Regions from separate parts of the Homo sapiens genome. Here region 1 is linked to region 2. A link is a loop called in an ENCODE intact Hi-C map of the cell type or tissue named here. Cell type or tissue: PC-9. All regions are shown on one strand. Each heading gives the region's core, and the rest is flanking DNA. Links, peaks and the distances in the headings are about the cores only. Region 1 overlaps DNAH1 (dynein axonemal heavy chain 1). Region 2 holds the start of TWF2 (twinfilin actin binding protein 2).

Region 1 (2,500 bases), core at 1-2,500, 150 kb after region 2:
CCCCTGATAGAACTCCAGAGATCACAGATGGGGGTGTAGATTTGCCTGGTCCAGCCTGAGACGGTGACAGTCCCAACATTTCCCTACCAGCTGTGCTGAGGCCTTGGGCCCTGTCTCCCCCTAGATCCAGCCTCTGAGGGGGAACCACCTCAGGGCTCTCAGAGAGAGGCAGGTCATGGGGGCTGTGAAAAGACCACTGGGCCAAGAGCTGGGAGACAGCTAGGTCCAAGTTCAAAGCCAGCCCAGCCCTTGACAGCTATGTGAACTTGAACTAACCCCTGGACTTCCCTGGGCCTGGGGTTTTTCATCTGCACAAAAGGTGACCTCGACCTGGAGGTCGTGAGGCTCATAGAGTGAATGTGAGAGGCATGGAGGTTCCTGCTGTGGCCCCCTCCTCGGCCCAGGTTGCAGTGGCTGTGGGCACCCAGTCCCTGTCTTTCCTGGGGCCTCTACCAGGCCGGCATCCATGGTCTTCCTCCCCCAGATCCAGGTCTGTGTGTACATCCACCAGTCGGTGTCCAAGAAGTGCATCGAGTACCTGGCAGAGCTGACCCGCCACAACTATGTGACCCCCAAGAGCTACTTGGAGCTGCTTCATATTTTCTCCATCCTCATCGGGCAGAAGAAACTGGAGCTGAAAACTGCCAAGAACCGCATGAAGAGCGGCCTCGACAAGGTGGGCCCAGGCGAGTCCCCGTGGACAAGGTCAGCTGCCTGCAGGCTGCCTGCTCACTCAGCCCTGACTCCAGGGTGACACCATGCTCCGCCTTTCAAACTGCAGCCCACGACGTTGAAGTGGGTGGCTTCCCCCCTCATCAAAAGAACAAAAGTTGCCAGTCAAGGGCCAGGCCAAAGCGTGGCACCCCACAGATATTTGGGGGACTGATGCCCTTCCTCTGGGGTCGGCTGGGCAATGTGGGGGCCACCGAAGCTGCCGGCCACAGCTTCTCTCTCATGAATGAGGGCGGCCCAGCAGGCCCTGTGCTCTCTCTGTCCCTGCCACACCTGTTTTCCTGTCTCTGCCCTGACCCCTAGCTGCTGCGCACTTCTGAGGATGTAGCCAAGATGCAGGAGGACCTGGAGAGTATGCACCCCCTGCTGGAGGAGGCTGCCAAGGACACCATGCTCACCATGGAGCAGATCAAGGTTGGGGTGCTCCCGAGCCCCTCCCCAATGCCTGACTCTGAGGAAGCTCGGCACCCCCACACAGGCGCAGGCTCGCTAGCTGCCTGGCCACTGCAAGTCATCTGGCCTCCGTGTGCCCCAGCTTCCTCAATCAGTAGCCATCCATTTTGTCATGGAATGTTTGCCCAGTAGCTCTTCTATGCCAGGCACTGCACTGGGCAGGGGGTCGGTGAGGAGCAAGGCAGAGGAATCTGAACGATTCCAATAACCACAACCCGGAGTCTGCCCAGCACAGGGCCCCATGTTGGAGGGCCCGATCCTCATGGCAGACCTTGCAGTTTGTGTATTCCTTATGACAGCTTTCTGGAAGGAATAGTCAAGTGTCCTGCTCGGCAAAGTCAGTGCATTGCAAAACTTCCCAGTAGATAGAAAGAAGCTAGAAGAAAGGCAGGAGGAGGGTCTTTCTCTGTCTTGCATGAAGGTGCCTGCAGGCTTAGGGGGCCCTGCCTGTGGGGCACTTACATCCAAACTTGTAAGGCCCCAAGCCACACGCCAGGCCCATGGTGAGCACTCAGGAGGTGGAAGGGGCTCCTGGTATTCCCAGACCTCTCTGGCCTGTCACAGCTGGAGGGCCCTTGGAGAACAGGGCACCCCAACTCTCCTTCCATCTGGGGAGACTAAGATGCAGAGAAGAGAAAAGGGGGGAGGACATCCCTATGTCTCCCATCCCCAGGTGGATACGGCCATCGCCGAGGAGACCCGGAATTCAGTGCAGACAGAGGAGATCAAAGCCAATGAGAAGGCCAAGAAGGCACAAGCTATTGCTGACGATGCCCAGAAGGACCTGGACGAGGCGTTGCCAGCCCTGGATGCGGCTCTGGCCAGCCTGCGCAACCTCAACAAGAACGATGTGACCGAGGTGGGCAGCAGGGCATCTCCTGGCATTCCCTCTCATATGCCTCTGTCCTCAAGCCTTCCCTCTGCACATCCCCTGGGACCCAGCAGCCTGCCCCACCCTCCTCATTCCAGCCCCCAGGGCCCAAGTAGGAGCATGGGCACCTGGGTTGGGGAACAGAAGGAACTGTGGGCTGAGGCCAACCTCGGTGGATCTCTGGATATGCCCGTGTCCTGTGGTAGTAGAGACTTGGTTGGTAGGGCCAACCTTTCTGGCAGGGTCCCTGCCGAGGGGTGCCCACTGGGTCTGAGTCTTCCCCACTTGGTGGCTGGGCCTGCAGGTACGTGCCATGCAGCGGCCACCCCCGGGTGTGAAACTGGTCATAGAAGCTGTGTGCATTATGAAAGGCATCAAGCCCAAGAAGGTGCCTGGAGAAAAGCCAGGCACCAAGGTGGATGACTACTGGGAGCCTGGCAAGGG
Region 2 (16,744 bases), core at 4,437-6,936:
CCCATGAGTCAAAGGCCATTTGCATAGTCAAATGGCAGACAGCTCCTTCACCCCTTCCTCTTTCCACTCCCCTCTCAGACAGCCTACATCCCATGAGGGCCTCACACCTGTCCTCTACCAAGCCCAGGGAGGAGCTAAGGCCCAGAGCTCAGGCAGAGAGCAGGGAGAGATGGGAATTCTGGATAGCACCAGTAGCGGGTACACCTTGCTGGGCACTCCCCATTCTAAGAGGACACTTCCACCCTCAGGTCTTGGCTCCTGCACCACAGCTGGTGCCCTCAGGACAGCGGCTGCCGACTTGTCCTTTTCTGCCCTTGTAGGCACCATCTCCAGAGTTCTGCAGGGCCTCATGCGTGGAGGGCCAGGGTGTAGCTTGAGCAGGAGGCTAGGCTGCACCTGCCTTCACCACAGCCTTGCAACATCTTCCGGAAACAAGACCTCCTCCTCCACATTCCCAGAGCCCCTGGGGCCCCATCAGAGCACACACCACGTCACTCCAGATGGGGCTCCTAGAGGCCAGGTGTGTGCTGGCCCAGCAGGGCCGCCAGCCAGTCCTCCCCATCAGTTCTTCCCACTCTCCTTCTGATCTAGGTGAGGAGACTCAGATTCCTCGGGCCCAAAGCCTTGGGTGACCCCGGGCCCCTCAGCAAGTTCTGCTGGGTCCACCATGCTGAAGGGTGTGCCCACAGCCCACCGTCCCCATGTCCACCAGCCCCCATCCTCTCTCCTAGACCCATGCAGGTGCCACCTCCCTTCTGGCTGTCCTGCCCTGCTCTCTGCCCTCCAGGGGCTGGTCACATTCAGCCCCTAGAGGGAACTGTTCAAACCTAAGTCACACTAGGTCCCTCCTCTGCTCAGACCCCTCCCTGGCTGACTCTGGAGTCAAAGCCACAGTCCACAGATGGCCAACAAGGCCCTATGGGACCTGCCACCCGCTGTTCCCCTGAGTGCTCTCCAGGCCCACTGGCCTGCTTGCAGTTGACTGTGTAGCCCCTGGGCATTCTCCTGCCTCAGGGCCTTGGGATGTGCTGTTCCCTCTGCCTGAAAACTCCCCCAAGTCTCATATGACCCCTCCTTTGCCTCCATTATGTCTCTGCTCCCATGTCACCCTCTCAACAGGGCCATCCAGCCTTCTTACAAACCTCCCACCCCAGATCTGGCACTCCTGAGCTCCTTTGCCTGGTCTATGTTTCTCTTTGTCCTAACATTTTTTAACTGCTAGCACACCGGATCATTGATCTTTCATGGTTTATTGTATATCGTCTTATTCCCCTGCTGGAATGTCAGCTTCTTAAGGGCAGTGATCTTTTATCTGCATCCCCAGGATCCAGTACAGTGCCCAGCACATAGTAAGTGCTTGATATCTGCTGAATTATGTACACCCAGCAGTCAGCTCTGGGCAGGCACAGAGAGGGTATTTCTGAGTGAAGGCTGAATGAATGAATTAATGAATTGTTGCTGCTGGGAGGAGGCAAGGCTGCACATCTGCCAGCCTGCTCCCCCCAGGCCCACTCTGGGTGGTATCATGGCAGGCAGGCTCCATAGTGCCAGGCATCTGGCTGGCTCAGCAGCAGGGGGCGATGGCATCGTCTTCCTGCCCACCTGGGAGCCAATGTTTCGGCTGGGCAAGGACAAGCCTCCTCTGGGTCTTAGCTAGTCTGGCTCTCCTCTCTACAATTCTAGGGGCTTGAGCAGGGGCTCAGAAAGGCGCCAGGGATAGAATGTTGCCCTGAGCCAGGAAGGAGAGCAGTGCCCACTCAGTAGCTGGGCTGCAGGCATCAACCCCATGCTTCCACTCCTGCCTGCCTGGGGTGGAAGGCACCTGCATTCATTCCCTCCATCCACCTCTCAGAGGGATACACCAAAGCTCGGGCTCCTGTGGAGCCCCAAGCCTGAGACTTTCCCAGAGTCCCTTGGACCAGGGACCCAGACCCCCATACCCAGCAGTGGCCCTGCCTTCTTTGGAGGCAGAAAACCAGAGAGGCCAGTAAGCTGACAGAGGGGTCTGCACACACAGGTACAGACCCACGCACATGGACACACTCAGCTTGGAGACACCGATATCGATGTCCACAGAAAAACTTGTCCTGGCCTCAGCCCAGGGAGGCTGGGAAGCCTTCGAGGAGGAGCCCTTATCCCATGTGGGAGGCTGCATAAAGTCCCTCTCAGAGATCCTTGTCCTAATTCCCCAAACCTGCAAACACGTGACCCCAACACCCCACAGTGTGGCAAAAACGACTTCGCAGATGTGATTAAGTTACCCATCTTGACAGGGGTAGGTGGTGGGGGCAGGGAGGGTGAATGCAATTACAATGTCCCTTATGAAATGGAGACAGAGGGAGATTCGACTACAAAAGGCCATGGGAGCCCAGAGGCTGAGGAAAGCAGAATCAGAGATGTCACCTCTGGCTTTGAAGGTGGAGGAAGGGGCCCCAAGCCAAGGAATACAGCCAGAAAAGGCCAGGAGATGGGTTCTTCTGAGGGGCCCAGACACAGCCAGCCCTGCCAACACCTCAACTTTGGCCCTGTGAGACCCATCTCAGTCTTCCAGCCTCCAGAACTGTAAGAGAATACATTTGAGTTTCTTCGAAGCCACTAAGTTGGTGGTAATTTGTTACGGCAGCCTCAGCAAATGACCATATGCAGATCCCTCATGTCACAGTGGAGGCGCGCCTGCCTCTCCAGCAGGGCTCCTGTTGACTGGGAGACCCGCGTGAGGCTGCACGCCCACTCACAGGCACAGCCTCTCCCACACACCTGGAGGTGGAGTGCTGGGGCTCCACCTCGCAGGCCGGCACTCCCCTCTCCCCTGTTGGGAAAGGACAGTTATATGCACAAGACTGCCCAATTCCCAGGGCCAGAGGCGGTCTCTCAGGGCCAAGCACAAGTCTTGATTTAAAAATATTTTATTCTTTAGAAAATACAGCATTCAACCATCCCAAACTGCAGTGACCCCTGCCCCAGCCCTGACTGACCCCACTTCTTGTGGCCAAAGGTTTCTGGGCTGTGCTGGGACCCTAGTCTCAGCTCCCCGGGAGGCCAGGTTCATGCCAGGCCCCTGACCCAGCCCCCTTAAGCCAGCCAGGCAGGGTCCCCGGACACCCTGGGCACACAGACGAGATGCAGGGACAGCAACAGGGAAGGGTCACAAAATGCCAGCCCGGTGGCCCTCGGACGCTGCAAGTGCGTTCAGCTGCCAGCCCTCCTGACCTCCCAGAAACACTTTCCTGGAGCCCAGGAAGGAGGATGGTGGCAGGGAGCGGAAGGTGGGCAGCCCCACAGTCCACACGTGGCCGGCCCTGCTCCAGCCTCCTAGCTGTCATCCCCATTTTCACCCGGGCCGCGGATGAGGCGCTTATGGCCCCGCTTGCCCCCTGGGCCCTTGGGCTTGGCGAAGGCCTGCTTGAAGGCGTGTTGCTTGGGGTGCACCTCGTCGTAGAGGAACTCTGCCGTCAGCTCTGCCCCATCGCCAATCTCAATCTGCATGGGGCAAGGCAGTGGTCACCCCAATGGGAGGGGCTCTGACACACACCACCCCTGGTAGCCCCCACTCCTGGGGCACCCCTTACTCTCACATCCTAGCCCTGGGGTCTCCTGAGGTCTCCCCTTGATTCCCCACCTGGAATGCCACTCCCAGGAAAGCAAGAGCTTAGGGCCTGCTGCCCTGCATGCCTTGGACTCTGCTCGCTGGGGTCACCTCCTCCCTGTCTCCAGGCCCAGGGAAAGGACATGACATGGTAGCCAGGACTTGGACTTTTCTGAGCCACCGATCAGCTGGGCAGCCTTGGGCCATGCGTGTTGCTCCTTGGGCCTCAGATGCCCTATGATCAACACGACAGCAACGATTCCTGCTCTGCCGTCATCTCAGGACCCCAGCGCCCCACATGGAGATTGGAGTGATAGGGCCTGGGGAGGTGAGGCCCTGGGGAGGGCGCCTACTTTCTTGGCGATCTCCAGATGGAAGTCCTGCTCCACGGAGTCGAGGAGGCGGCTCTTGCAGCTGGAGTAGAGCATTCGCTCCTTGATGCTGCACTTGTACCCCGGCATGGAGTAGATGAACACTGTTGGGGGGCAGGAGGTGAGCCTGGGAGGCCTGAGAAACCTGCTGACCTTCGCACCCAGAGCAGGCCTGCCCCACTGCAGACCAGCCCTGCTCCCACCCAGCCACAGGCTTGGGAGCCCTGCCATGGCCACTCACCTACAGACTCAAGGGGGTCGCCCTCATGGGTGTGCTTGTAGAGGAAGAAGTGGTAGCGGGCAGCATCTCGGGGCACCCGGGAGGGCAGCTGGGCCACATCCGTGGGCTCTGTGTGCACCAGCTCAATGGTTTCCCGCTCTAGGTCCAGCTTCTGCCCAGGGCCAAGGGAAGATGGGAGAGCACCAGGTCGGGGTGGGCCCAGGCCCCTCTCCCCAGGAAGCCCTCAAACAGGATTAGCTGGTGGGCAGGAGCCTGATGTGACCTCCCTCTCCCAAGACTCCCCTGCAATGGCCATCCCTCTATGGGGGTCCCTCTGAAGAGGCCAGTCCTGGGCCCAGCCCCAACTCTGCCCCTTTGAAGGTTGTGCTAGAGAAGGAACTCCCACCAAGGGTAGTCAACGGTAGTGACTCCTGGGACAGGATGGTGTGGAGGGTCACAACCTCAGGGAGATACTGCCACTGGGCCAGCCCATCCTCAGAGGCAAGGCCTCTGGCGGAAGCATCTTGGAAGGGAGGAGCCGTTTTGCTTGAAAGCGGCAGCCGGAACAGCCAGGGCAGAAGGACCCTGCCTAGGGAAACGGGGTGGTCAAGGAGACAACAGAGGGGATCTCTGACAGGAAGGGCCTCGGGGCTGAGGGGTCAGTGTGACCCCAGGGGTATGGGTGGAGGGCGGAATGGGGCAGTGTGCTCACAGGTGTACCTGTGTATGAGCAGGGCCTGGGGACAAGGGACCAGAACACATCTATGTGCACACAGTGTCTGCGCCCCAGGCGGAATAGGTAGGGATCAGGGAGGGGTGGGGTGGACCATGTGTTCCCACAAGCACATGGACGAGCTGAAGGGGACAGACTGCAGGCTGGTGGAGTGGGGACTCCATGTACATCTGCACATGTGCATGGGCAGGAGTAGGGGTGGTGGCAGCATGTGCCAGGGTAGGGAGCAGGCACCCACCATCTGGATGTAGTTGACCATTTTCTGCTTGAGCTGCTGGAGTGCCCGCTGGGCCTCAGGCTGCAGGGGGAAGGCGAGGCCCTGCAGGGTCTGGTGCTTGCTTTCCACACTGATCTCTGTCTTCACCTGTGGGTAGGGGAATGGTGAGGGAGGCCCTCACCGGCCCAAAGCAGGGTGTGGCTCCCAGGCAGCACAGGCTGCCACTGGGCCGATATGACCCTGAGGGCTCAAGGCTGGGGCCTCTGCTCCCCACCCACCTCGTTAATGCGGATCTGCTGGAGCTCTCTCTCAGCCGAGGTCAGCGGGGCAGGTGCCGCACAGGACGACAGGTGTTTCTGGTACCCAGCAAAAGAGAGGTCATCCTGCAGGGGTGGGGGTGAATGCAGAGCCATAAATGGGCACCTGGGGATTGGCTAGAGGAGGCCCACGGAGCACGCCAGCTTGCAGCCCTTGGACTCCCCCAGCGCCCCCATCTTCCTCCCGAAGCTGGCACTAGCTTGCTCTCTGACCCTGCACAGTGACCCCTCTCTGTGGGCCCAGGATTGTGTCCCGGTAAGTCCTGGCTTAGGATTACCTTCACAGTCCCGAAGAGCTCATCCTTGATGTGGCCACCTCCAAACTCCTTTTTCACTGTGGCCCGCGTGGCCGCGTACAGCATCTTCAGCCGCACCTGAAGGGCAAGGGCCAAACCGTAAGAGGCCTCTGGGCAGGGCTGCCTCTCCCGGAACAGACAGGTGCCTCTGGAGGAACTCGGTGGGCTCACTGCGCTGGCACACCTGGCAGAGGGCCAGCCCGGGGCCAGGACGCAGCAGGTGGCCCCCACCAGCAGGGGGAGCCCTCGTCCAGCCTGATCACAGCCTCCGGAGCCAGGCTGATGCCTGGAGAGCAAGAGGTACCCAGGCTGCGGGCACAGGGACTTGACCCTCTCTCAGACTCCCTAGGGCACGGCCTGACAGCTCTTCCCCCACCCTCCAGGGGCAGGCCTGTGTCCCCTCTTGGATCCCCCAGGGCAAGGCCTTGTTGCCTGGCTCAGCCCCAGCTCCCCTCCTCACTTCCCACTGGCCCAGGACTCACGGGGGAGTTATCAGGCGACCAGGCGAGGAAGAGCCATTCGAAGCCCTGAGCATTCTGTGAGTCGAGGCGGTAGAGCAGGTAGCAGGGCTGCTGGGCGTCCAGCAGTGGCAGCACGGCCCTGTCATAGTCCTGATCCCAGCGGCCTACTGGCTCCTGCGAGGCACCCAGCACGAGCTGCTCTGGGGGCAGAGGCCGGATGAGCAGCCGCTCCCAGCTCCCACTGCGCCTCCCGCTGCAGACCTCCAGCCTCGCCGTGGCTGCCCAGCTGGCTCAGAGCCGCCGGCTGCCCCTCACCTTCCCTGGAGCCCCCAGGTCCCAGAAGTGTGAGGCTGTGTGGCTGAATGAGTGAGCAAGGGAAGGCACAAAGCTGCCACCTGGGGGCTGCCCCCCTGCACATCCCCAGCGCGTGCACACACCCCCCCACACACACACACGTGCGCAGATCACCAACACAAACAGCCACACAAAGACACGCAGCCGTCAGCCCCTCACGGACACCACACCCCTGGGTGCTCCCTTGGACCCCATCCCCACCGCACAGCTGCTCAGCCCACAGTCCCCACGAAACTGCCTCCTGCTCGCCTCCTCCCCTGGGGCTCCAGCAGAAGAACCGCAGCAGACTCCCCTCAGGACAAATGTGCTGAGGGGCAGGTCACAGCCCCAGGCCACAGGGACCTACAGGGGTAAAAGCCTCTGGAAAGGAGGAGCAGGGGCTCCTACCAGACCCTGGATAAACAGACATCCTGCGGCTACCTGCCAGCTGCAGTCCCCTCGAAAATGTCACAGATCCTTGCCGGGCGCGGTGGCTCACGCCTATAATCCCAGCACTTTGGGAGGCAGAGGCAGGCGGATCGCCTGAGGTTGGGAGTTCGAGACCACCCTGACCAACATGGAGAAACCCCGTCTCTACTAAAAATACAAAATTAGCTGGGTGTAGTGGCCTGTAATCCCAGCTGCTCGGGAGGCTGAGGTGGGAGAATCGCTTGAACCCAGGAGGCGGAGGTTGTGGTGAGCAGGAGATGGCGCCATTGCACTCCAGCCTGGGCAACAAGAGCGAAACTCCGTCTCAAAAAAAGAAAGAAAATGTCGCAGATCCAAAGCAGCCACCATCTAAGTGCCTAGGCCCCACAGGCCTGCTAGCTCCTTGGCTGAAATGGGGCATCCAGCTGCACTTGTAGACTGGGACCTCATCTGGGCACCAGACACCAGCCTGGGTATACACAGGTCTAGCCTGGAGCAATAACTGGGGCAAAGGGGCAGTCAGCCTGGCTGGGGGTCCTGGTGTCAGTCCACCAGACTCTCCTGATCTGGGCAGGGGCCCCGATGCCTGGACGCCCCAACAGACCAGGCCCTCTGAGGCCTCGGCCTCCTCACCTGCCCACCCAGAACTCAGACAGGATCACAGTCACAGTGACTTTGAGTAGTCACGGCCTGTGTTGGCCCCTACAGCACTGTCAACATTGCTTAATTTGTTGCTAACATTTTCAAACTGGGAAATTTTACATAAGAAGTAGAATTCTCAGCCTCTCTAGAAAAATCAGGCCCTCTGGCCACACTGGAGCCATCCTCAATTGGAGATGGACAGTGGCTGCCCATCGGGGGCCTGGACCCTCCTGGGCAGTCCCAGGTACCCCAACAACTGTCATGCAGAACTGAGATAAAAGTCAATCCAGAGATTCCTCCTGCTTAAAATCTTCAGGGACGGCTGGGCACGGTGGCTTATGCCCGTAATCCCAGCACTTTGGGAGGCCGAGGTGGGCGGATCACGAAGTCAGGAGATTGAGACCATGGTGAAACCCCGTCTCTACTAAAAATACAAAATTAGCCGGGCGCAGTGGTGGTCGCCTGTAGTCCCAGCTACTCGGGAGGCTGAGGCAGGAGAATGGCGTGAACCCGGGAGGCGGAGCTTGCAGTAAGCTGAGATCACACCACTACACTCCAGCCTGGGTGACAGAGCGAAACTCCGTCTCAAAAAAAAAAAAAAAAAAAAAAATCTGCAGGGACATCTTGTCTGGGAGGCAACAGGGAGGGCCGAGGACTGGGGTCAATGAGTACAACTGCCTTTTTAAGGGTGGGGTGGCTGTGGCCTGCCACTCCAGGAAGCCATCACTAATATTCTGCCACAGTGACCCCTGCCCAGTCTCTGAGGGCATCAGAATTTGGACTCCCTGGGCAAAGCACTGCCAAGGCCCTAAAACCTGGAATGGCAGATCCTGCTTTGAGCCAACACAACGCGTGGAAAGCCAGCTGAGCACCAGGCCCATTCAGGCAGCCATCCAAAGTGCCTGCTGCTGAATGGCTAATGAGAAGAGCTGGGAGGACCTCTGGGGAGCCTGGCCCACCCCAGTCCCAAAGTCTGTACCCCTCACCCAAAGGGACAGTCCATTGGCATGGAGGAAAGGTGAAAAAATGTTCTCTGGCCTCTGACCTCCCAATCCTCCTCAGTTTAATCCTCTGCCTCCCCAAACCCTCCCCACTTCAGGCCTCAGCTCAAGTCCCAGTGTCCCCAGCACTGCCCTCTATACAGCTCCCAGGTCCTCAGGGGCAAGGCCAAAGCCCAGCCAAGCCTAGAACCCTCCCATCCTACTCTCAGATGAGCCAGACACTCATCCCTTCTCCCCATCATGGGGGCACTTCCAAGAGAAGGGTGCAGGATCTCCTTAGGTCTCCCCTCGGACAGCAGCTGAGCCAGGCCAGGCCACCAACAAATGAGGCGGGTGGCACCAGCCACAAGGGGCAGTGCTGGATTCACTTATCCCCTGCCCCTCTGCCCAGCCCAGCTCGGCATCCTGGCCAGGCCCATCTGAATATCCATGCAGCCTCTGGGAGGTGGCAGGACCCCAGGACAGGGCTCTATTTGCTGACCCCAGCTTCGGCTTCCTGCTCTGCATAACAGAGGTGACAATTGCGCCCACCTCTGATGCTGCCCTGTGAGGCTCTCCTTTGTCAGGATGGCCTCACACCCATTTCCAGAGTGGGAAATTGAGGTCCCGGCAGGCCAGGGGCCAACATCCTCCTTCCCCCACCCACAGAGGCAGCAGAGTCCACCCCCAAGCCTATACCCTGGCCTGTGAGGGGCACTCACCGTCCTCAATCACAACCTTGATGAGCCGCACAGAGCCAGCCCGTGCCTTGGCAAAGAATTCCTTCAGCTCTTCCGTGGCTATAAGAACAAGAAACATGGTGGGGGATGAGTGGGCAGAGTGGACAGAGACGAGTATGGGGCCTGCTCTGTCCCACAGGGTCTGGTGGCTGAGCTGGGAACCAGGTTAAATACAGCCCCCCATGTGACTGGGAACCTGAGACAGCCACTGAACACAAGCTCCCAAATTTAGCCAGCAGAGGTGGCAGGCGAGTGGCCTGCTGGCTGGGATAGGTCTGGTGATGGGGCGGGGTGGGCAGGGATGGGACAACCCACCAGAAGATGGGCAGGCTCTGGCATAAGCCAGGCCAGCCACAGTGAATAGCCTCCATCTGCCCCCTGCCCCGCAGGATGGCCGAGCTCTGGGCTGGCCTGGACACACTCAGCACAGTCATATACACAGAAAAAAGAACACAGACAAATGCCCCCACTGTGCAATGACCACTATGCCCATTCACACACACACACACACACACACAGCTCAATCCAGCATGTGTGAATGTAACACACAACACGCATGTGTGACAGAGGAGCAGAAATTCAAACACCCTCATACATGAACACATGCTCAGTTGCTCAAACACAAATGGACACGCATGTTTAGATACACAAACACACACAGAGATATAGTCCCCGGCTTGCTAACACGCACACAGGCAGGCAAGTGCAGAGCTTGGCTGAGACGTGTGTGCAGGCAACAGGATGTATCAAAGTGTACACAGAAGCACATGGACACGCATGACACCCATGTGTGCAGCCCCAGTCCCAGCCCTCCAGCCAGGCTGTCTAACCCTGAGACCCCGAGGAGCCACAGCCAGCCCAGATACAGCCCTGTGGGGGGTGGGGGGACAACATGACCTTAACCCTCAGGCAGTTGGGGCAGCTTCCAGGAGAAGGAATGGCTCCCCGAAACTCACTAAGAGACTCCATCTTGGTCAGGTGCGGTGGCTCTCACCTGTAATCCCAGCAATTTGGGAGGCCAAGGCGGGCAGATCACCTGAGGTCAGGAGTTCAAGACCAGCCTGGCCAACATGGCAAAACCCCATCTCTACTAAAAATACAAAAATTAGCCAGGCATGGTAGCACGCACCTGTAATCCCAGCTACTCGGGAGGCTGAGGCAGGAAAATCGCTTGAACCCGGGAGGCGGAGGTTACAGTGAGCTGAGATCACACCATTGCACTCCAGCCTGGGCAACAAGAGTGAAACTCCGCCTCAGAAAAAAAAAAAAAAAAGAGACTCCATCTTGGTCATTGGGCTGTAGAGCTGGAAGGTGAGAGCCAGTGAGTGACCAAGGACCCCAGGGCAGAGGTGAGGACCATGGTGAGAGCTGGGGAGCCATAAGTGGTGGATCTACTAGTGGACAGGGAAACCACCACGGCCCATGTGGGGAAGGGCCCTGCTTGGGTCCCTGGGTGAGCAGGGCTAGGCCAGTGTGACCTTGAGGCTGCCCAAGGGTCAGGGGAATTCCGTCAGGAACACAGCTGGAGGCCTGAGGTCAGAGAATATTTATAGGGCCAGGACTGGGCAACTCAGGGGCGGGGGGGCCTTTAGGAAAACAAACTCTGGTTATGTCCTCAGGTGCCCCCCCTTTGCAGAGTGACCGTTAATCTGAGACCTCAGGCTATGCACCACCCTCCAAGGCCACTGGGTGGGCTGGGGCCCAACTGAGCTCAGCAGACCCTTAGGGCTCAGAGAAACATGGCATGGAACTGTAGGCAGGTGGACACCATCCCACTGGGCCAGGACAGAACTTTCCATCGGCAGATCCCAAGCAGGTCCCTGAGGCCCCAAGCCTGGCCTCTGGGGCTCCACTTCTCCCTCAGCTGTGTGACTCCTGACCTCTCTGAACTTCAGTGTATAAAATGGAAATAATAGCCCCAAACTTGGCAGGGCTGTGGTGAGGGGTAAATGGGAGAAAGGGCTTGGCGATGGTGGCCTCTATTAATAACAATTAATCTTTTATTATGATAATAACAGCAAGCTGACTGTGCTGAGCTGCCCCTTCTACCTGCCCAGACCTTCCCAGAAGGAAGGCCAAGAAGCTCCCCTAAGGGACAGGCCGACGGGCCCCTTCTAGTGTTACCAGGGCAAACTGACACCCCCACAGGGAAAGGCACATCCCTGCCCACCCCAGCCCCAATGCCTGCCCAGCCACCATCAATAATCCAGAGGCCAGGCCTGGGACACCTGAGCCTCTATTATCAATGATTCATGAACACCCTCCCTCCGACTCAAGTGAGCCTCACATTACAGGTCCCTTTCCTGCCTACTCTGCGGTCAGCAGATCCACACCTATGGTCAGGACAGGGCTGGCACCTGGTCCTCCAGGGTGATCTCTGCTGCCAACTTCCCAGGCCAGAAATGGGAAGAAGTGGGCTGCTCACAGGTGGAAGGAGGGCTAGGGGCAGCCCAGTCCCCAGTGACCCCCTCGGTGGGCCTGTCTCACTATGGGAAAGGAGGGAGTGAGGCAGCAGGGAAGGGGTATGGGGTGGCTAACTTCCTGGGATCTCCTCCACCAGGGCTGGAGGCTGGGAGGCAGCAGCTATGACCAGACAAAGGGGAAGGAAGAAGCTGGCCAGGAGGCAGTTCCCTCCTGTGGGGCTGAGTCATGAAGCCTGCCCGCCAGCTCCTCCTGGAGAAAGGCTGGCCCATCTGGGAGCCCTGGCCCTGACCCAGGCCCCTGCCTTCGCGGGGCCAGGGAAACCTTCTCAGGGCAGCCCAGCCACCAAGTGGCCACAACCGCACCAGGATTCAGGTGGTCAGGCAGGTCGATGGTGGCAGCCCCAGGCAGGGGATCCTAGTGTGGTGGGAGGGGTGGCTGATGGCCAAACCCGCCAGGCTGTCTGGGCAAACAGCCCGGGCCTTCCCCACAGGCCAGGCAGCTCTCTCAGGCCAGTGACAGAGGAGGACACTGAGCCCCAGGTAGAGTCAGGGCACCTGGCTCCCAGCCATTGCTTCTCTCACAGCCTGTCCAAGAAGGAAACTGGGACCCCTAGGGGAGGGGAGGGTGTGATGCGGGAATGGTGAAGCTTCCTAGGGCTGGGGGCTGGGGGTGGGAGCTGGCCTGGATTCTTTAGGGCCAGGACTCTCCCCACAAAACCCCATATCTGGACCTCTTCTCTGTCTGCAGCCTGGAGCTGGGATCTTCCAACCAGACTGAGGCAGACTCAGAAAGTCACAGTGGAAAATGGGAGGGAGGTCAGAGGTCAAGGTCAGATAGGCAGCTTTCTCCATCCCACGTAGAAGTCTCTGTTCCGGGTTTTCCCTAGCCTGGGGAGAGTGAGTGTCCTGGGAGGAGCAAAGGTCAGGGCCTTCTCCTAACACACATAAACAAGCCCATTCAAGTCAGACACATGCGGTATATGCATCCTTGGCAAAAATGCACACTGAGACGCGCTCCAACTGTGCACACACACAGACACCCACATACATGTGCACACTGCCATGAAACACTGATGTCTAAAGAGGGTCCTATGCGACCTACAGTGTCCATTCAAACAGTCACTAGTGCCAGTGCATGAATGACCCTAGATGTACACAAGCGAGTCACATCCAGAGGTGCACAGGCAGGACTGTACACGGAAGACGTGTGCACATGCGTGTACACCCACTCCCGGAAAGGAACAAAAATATACAGATGGGCACACACAGCCACATTCATCTCCAGGTAGGCACACAGATACTTCCACCCCAGTTGTGTACGTACACATACACCCACTCCCAGCTATGCACACCACGTCCGTACTCCCCCAGATGTGCCCACCCCAGGCGACCCGCGGCTGCAAAAGAGAACAGGAAGCTTTCTCCCGGCTGGTGTGGGGTGGAGGGAGGGGCCGAGAGCCGGGGGGGGGCGCTTCCGAGAGCCCAGACCGAGGCCCCCTGCCCGCCCGCCATCCGCCCTCACCGTGGATGCCCGTTTGGTGCGCCATGGCTCGGCGCTTCGCTCCGTCCGCGCCGTCGGAGCCCTCCGCTTGACCCTGGCCCGGCAACGCTCGCTGGACCAAGAGAGGTGGAGGATGTGGCGGAGGCTGTCGACCCTCGCGCAGCTTCCCGGGCGGTGCCGCAGGACCCGCCCCCAGCGGCGCCCCGCCCCCGACAGGCGCGGCAGGGAGGCGGGGACTCGGGGCCGCGCGTGCGCGCAGCCTGCGCCTCGGTCCGGGTGGGTCTAAGGATGATGATTGATCCGCCGTGCGCACGCCAGCGCGTTCCTCTGTGGCAGGAGAGGGGGGCCTGCGTGTGACCGAGCGTGCGTGGGAGGACGCGCGTGTGTGTCTGTGCGCCCTGATCACGGTGGTCTGTGGGTGGGGCGGATCGTGCGCGCGCGCCCGATCTGTGCGCCCCAAGCCAGGTGGGTCTCCGAATAGGAGTGGGTCCCAGCGTACACGGGTTTGCACCCAGGAAGGGGTCTGCTTGTGGGTGGGCGCGCCAGCTCTTCCCCAGGGGCCGTTTCTTGAGCGCCTCCCGTGGGGTCCTGGGCACCTCGGGGTGATCATGGCCGCTAGGCTTTGCCCTCACGGGCCTAGGCCCGCCTTCACCCACTAGATGGAGTGTATGGTGGTGAGAGCCCGCCGAGACAATGTGAGGGGCTGCCAGGAGAAGGCGAAGATTGGAAACCTAGAGGGGAGAATGAAACAGCCCAGCAGAGTGGAGGGAAAAGTTTTCTTTCTTTTTCTTTTTCTTTTTTTTTTTTTTTGAGATGGAGTTTCCCTCTTGTTGCCCAGGCTGAAGTGCACTGGCGCGATCTCGGCTCACTGCAACCTCCGCCTCCCGGGTTCACTCCTGCCTCAGCCTCCCGAGTGGTTAGGATTACAGGCATGCACCACCATGCCTGGCTAATTTTGTATTTTTAGTAGAGACGGGGTTTCTCTATGTTGGTCAGTCTGATCTCGAACTCCCGACCTCAGGTGATCTGCCCGCCTCGGACTCCCAAAGCGTTGGAATTACAGGCGTGAGCCACTTACTAGTCCCAGCCAGAAAGGTTTTCTGAGAAGAGGGCACTGCATGTGCAAAGGCCCAGAGGTTGAAAGAGGGCCAGAGCCTGGTGAGGAACTTCCCATGTCCTAATGACCTTCTGTGTCTATATCCAGCAGCCTTGCCTTACTGGTACCAGTACCTGCCTGCTGCTACCAACTAGTCAACATGTGGCATCTTCCAGGCCACTGTGATGAGTCAGGGATGAGCATCTGACTCTGGTTGGTCCAATCAGCTTGTCCAGGGACTTTGGCTGGGAAGATTGGAAAGGAGGCCAGCTTTTTGGGCTGGGGTTGCTGAGAGATGTGATGATGAAATGTGTGGCCTACCTGGCATCTGGCCCCAGCTTCAGCTCCATTTACTGTCTTGCTCCCCACCCTCACTAGCCTGCATTGAGGCCTCCTCTGTGCCCCCCAACCCCTGAGTTTCTCATCCCCAGAGAGCCCAGCTACACAGAATTGAAGGGTTTTCTCATTCATCTTCCTGCGCTCACCCTGAAGACTGGGCCTATGTCATCTGCTAACCACTGTCCCCCCAGCACTCACAGTGGAAAATGGAGTGTTATGCAGCCCTGCAGCTTGCCTTCTAGAACAGTTCACAGGCAAGGCCTCCCACACTGAACCCTGCTACAGCCAGATGGTGCCAGCAACACAGAGCTACTTGTTACATCAGCTCAGACTAAGCCACACCCACAGGAGCATCTGGTGATTCCACAGAACCACAAGAGACTTGACCTCCTGGAAATGAATTAACCAAGATTAATGAAAAAGATTAAGGTCATGTGCCCTGTAAAAATGTCCCTCACTGGATGAACTGTGACAAAGTAGGGTACTGCGTGGTCTCCCCAGCTGACCCTCTCCATGGGTCATTCTTTGCTTTTATCACTACCTGGCACAAATCTTTACGTATTTGTTTATCGTCTTCCCTCCACCAGTAGTTAGGTGTTTGCCCTTGCTGTATCCCCTGTGCCTAGAACAGTGCCCAACATTGGCAGGTGGCCAATAATTGCAAAATAAGCAAATGTATGAATGAACCATTAGATGCTTTGTGTTGTATACTTACTACCTGCTGGGCACATTTATTTAATCCTCATGACAGCCCCTGAAGTAGGTGTTACTTTTTCCATCTTACAGATAAAGACTCTGAGGTTTGGAGAGGTGAAGTGATTTGATCAATGTCACATGGTAGTGAGTGAGGCCAAGAATCATAGTTTCATTTTATTCGAGAAGTTGGGGGCCAGGTACAGTGGCTCATGCCTGTAATCCTAACACTTTGGGAGGCCAGGGTGGGAAGATCTCTTGAGCCTAGGAGTTTGAGACCAGCCTGGACAACAACATGGTGAGACTCCATCTCTACAAAAAAAAAAAAAAAATTATTTTAAAATTAGCCAGGCATGGTGATGTACACCTGTAGTTCCAGCTACTTGGCTGAGACAGGAGGACTGCTTGAGGCCAGGAATTCAAGACCAGCCTGGTAAAGATGGCAAGACCCCATCTCTACATATATATATCTATAGATAGATAGATAGATTAATAGATAGATATGTATTAGCCAGGCACAGTCACACATGTTTGTAGTCCCAGCTACTTGGGAGGCTAAGGCAGGAGGATCACCTGAGCCCAGGAGTTAAGGGCTGCAGTGAGCCGTGATCACACCACTGCATTCCAGTTTGGGTGACAGAGTGAGGCTCTCTTAAAAAATTTAAAAATACTGAAGAAACAAAGGGAGGAGTTTGTAGAATCTGGAGTGGAGGAAACTTCTGTGTCACCAAACACAGAAACCATCAAAGAAAATCTTTCACTTCCAAAATTAGTCTATAGAAAAAAAAAAAGAAAATCTTAACCCAAATAAGAGACTGAGGCAAGAGCTTCAATCAATCGAGGTTTACTGAGCCAGAGTTGGAGCGTGCCCAGGAAAGCAACACAAGTCAAAGAAACGTCTGTGGCCTGTGCTCTCCCAAGAAGTTTTCAGGAGGCTCAATATTTGTACATTTCTTTAAAGGGGAGAAGACAGTGAGGCAAATGGTTATGTTTTTGTGAGACTCTTAATTAGTGTCCCGTAAATCTAAGCTATATGGAAGATAGGGTGAACACTGGAAGAACAGGGAGTAACAGAAGAGCCAATTATGCAGAGGTCTCAGGTTAGGTGGAGGAATGATTGATCTCATCTTATCCTTGTTCTGCACCTGGGCAGATAAACTTGTAATTGACATTGTCAGTGTGAAATTTAACAGACTTTGGTTTTAGGAGTTAGGTTTAGGTTGCAGACCTAAAGTTGCAGTTGACATGTCCTTGTTTTATAGGAGGATATACATCCTGAAAGTTTTAGGGACTGGCAAAGAATTTACTGCTGAGCAATTTGTGATTGCAGTCACCTGGAGATTCATGAGGCTTTTTGCCTTTTTGTG

Evidence for each region. A loop is a pair of places that touch in the nucleus more often than their neighbours do. Peaks named below come from ENCODE experiments on the same cell type or tissue, not always from the same donor. Only the 100,000 strongest peaks of a DNase experiment are listed, where the experiment ranks them.
Region 1: a loop joins it to region 2, with 8 times the contacts of the local background. A loop is called at or near these places in 5 of 110 quality-filtered maps.

The regions. Positions count from the first base shown.
Region 1 is chr3:52,384,302-52,386,801 of GRCh38, forward strand. DNAH1 (dynein axonemal heavy chain 1) reads left to right here. Exons shown (of 78, transcript NM_015512.5): 53 at 485-676; 54 at 1,036-1,146; 55 at 1,859-2,044; 56 at 2,361-2,500. Among named protein-coding and RNA genes, the nearest start is that of BAP1, 24 kb to the right of the region's middle. In PC-9, for the core only: CTCF peaks have their summits at 1,121 (motif pointing left) and 1,320; a DNase peak (open chromatin) is centred at 1,080.
Region 2 is chr3:52,225,722-52,242,465 of GRCh38, forward strand. It overlaps TWF2 (twinfilin actin binding protein 2), which reads right to left and starts at 13,437. Exons shown (of 9, transcript NM_007284.4): 1 at 13,271-13,437; 2 at 9,308-9,385; 3 at 6,223-6,401; 4 at 5,723-5,818; 5 at 5,406-5,510; 6 at 5,149-5,274; 7 at 4,199-4,349; 8 at 3,940-4,061; 9 at 2,891-3,480. The coding sequence starts at 13,295. The coding sequence ends at 3,313. TWF2-DT (TWF2 divergent transcript) reads left to right here and starts at 13,517. Exons shown (of 2, transcript NR_135307.1): 1 at 13,517-13,714; 2 at 14,454-15,376. RefSeq lists enhancers at 56-557, 314-403, 558-1,057, 11,028-11,569, 11,570-12,112 and 3 more and silencers at 5,974-6,183, 13,080-13,599. In PC-9, for the core only: CTCF peaks have their summits at 5,931 (motif pointing right) and 6,140; no DNase peak of the experiment used is centred there.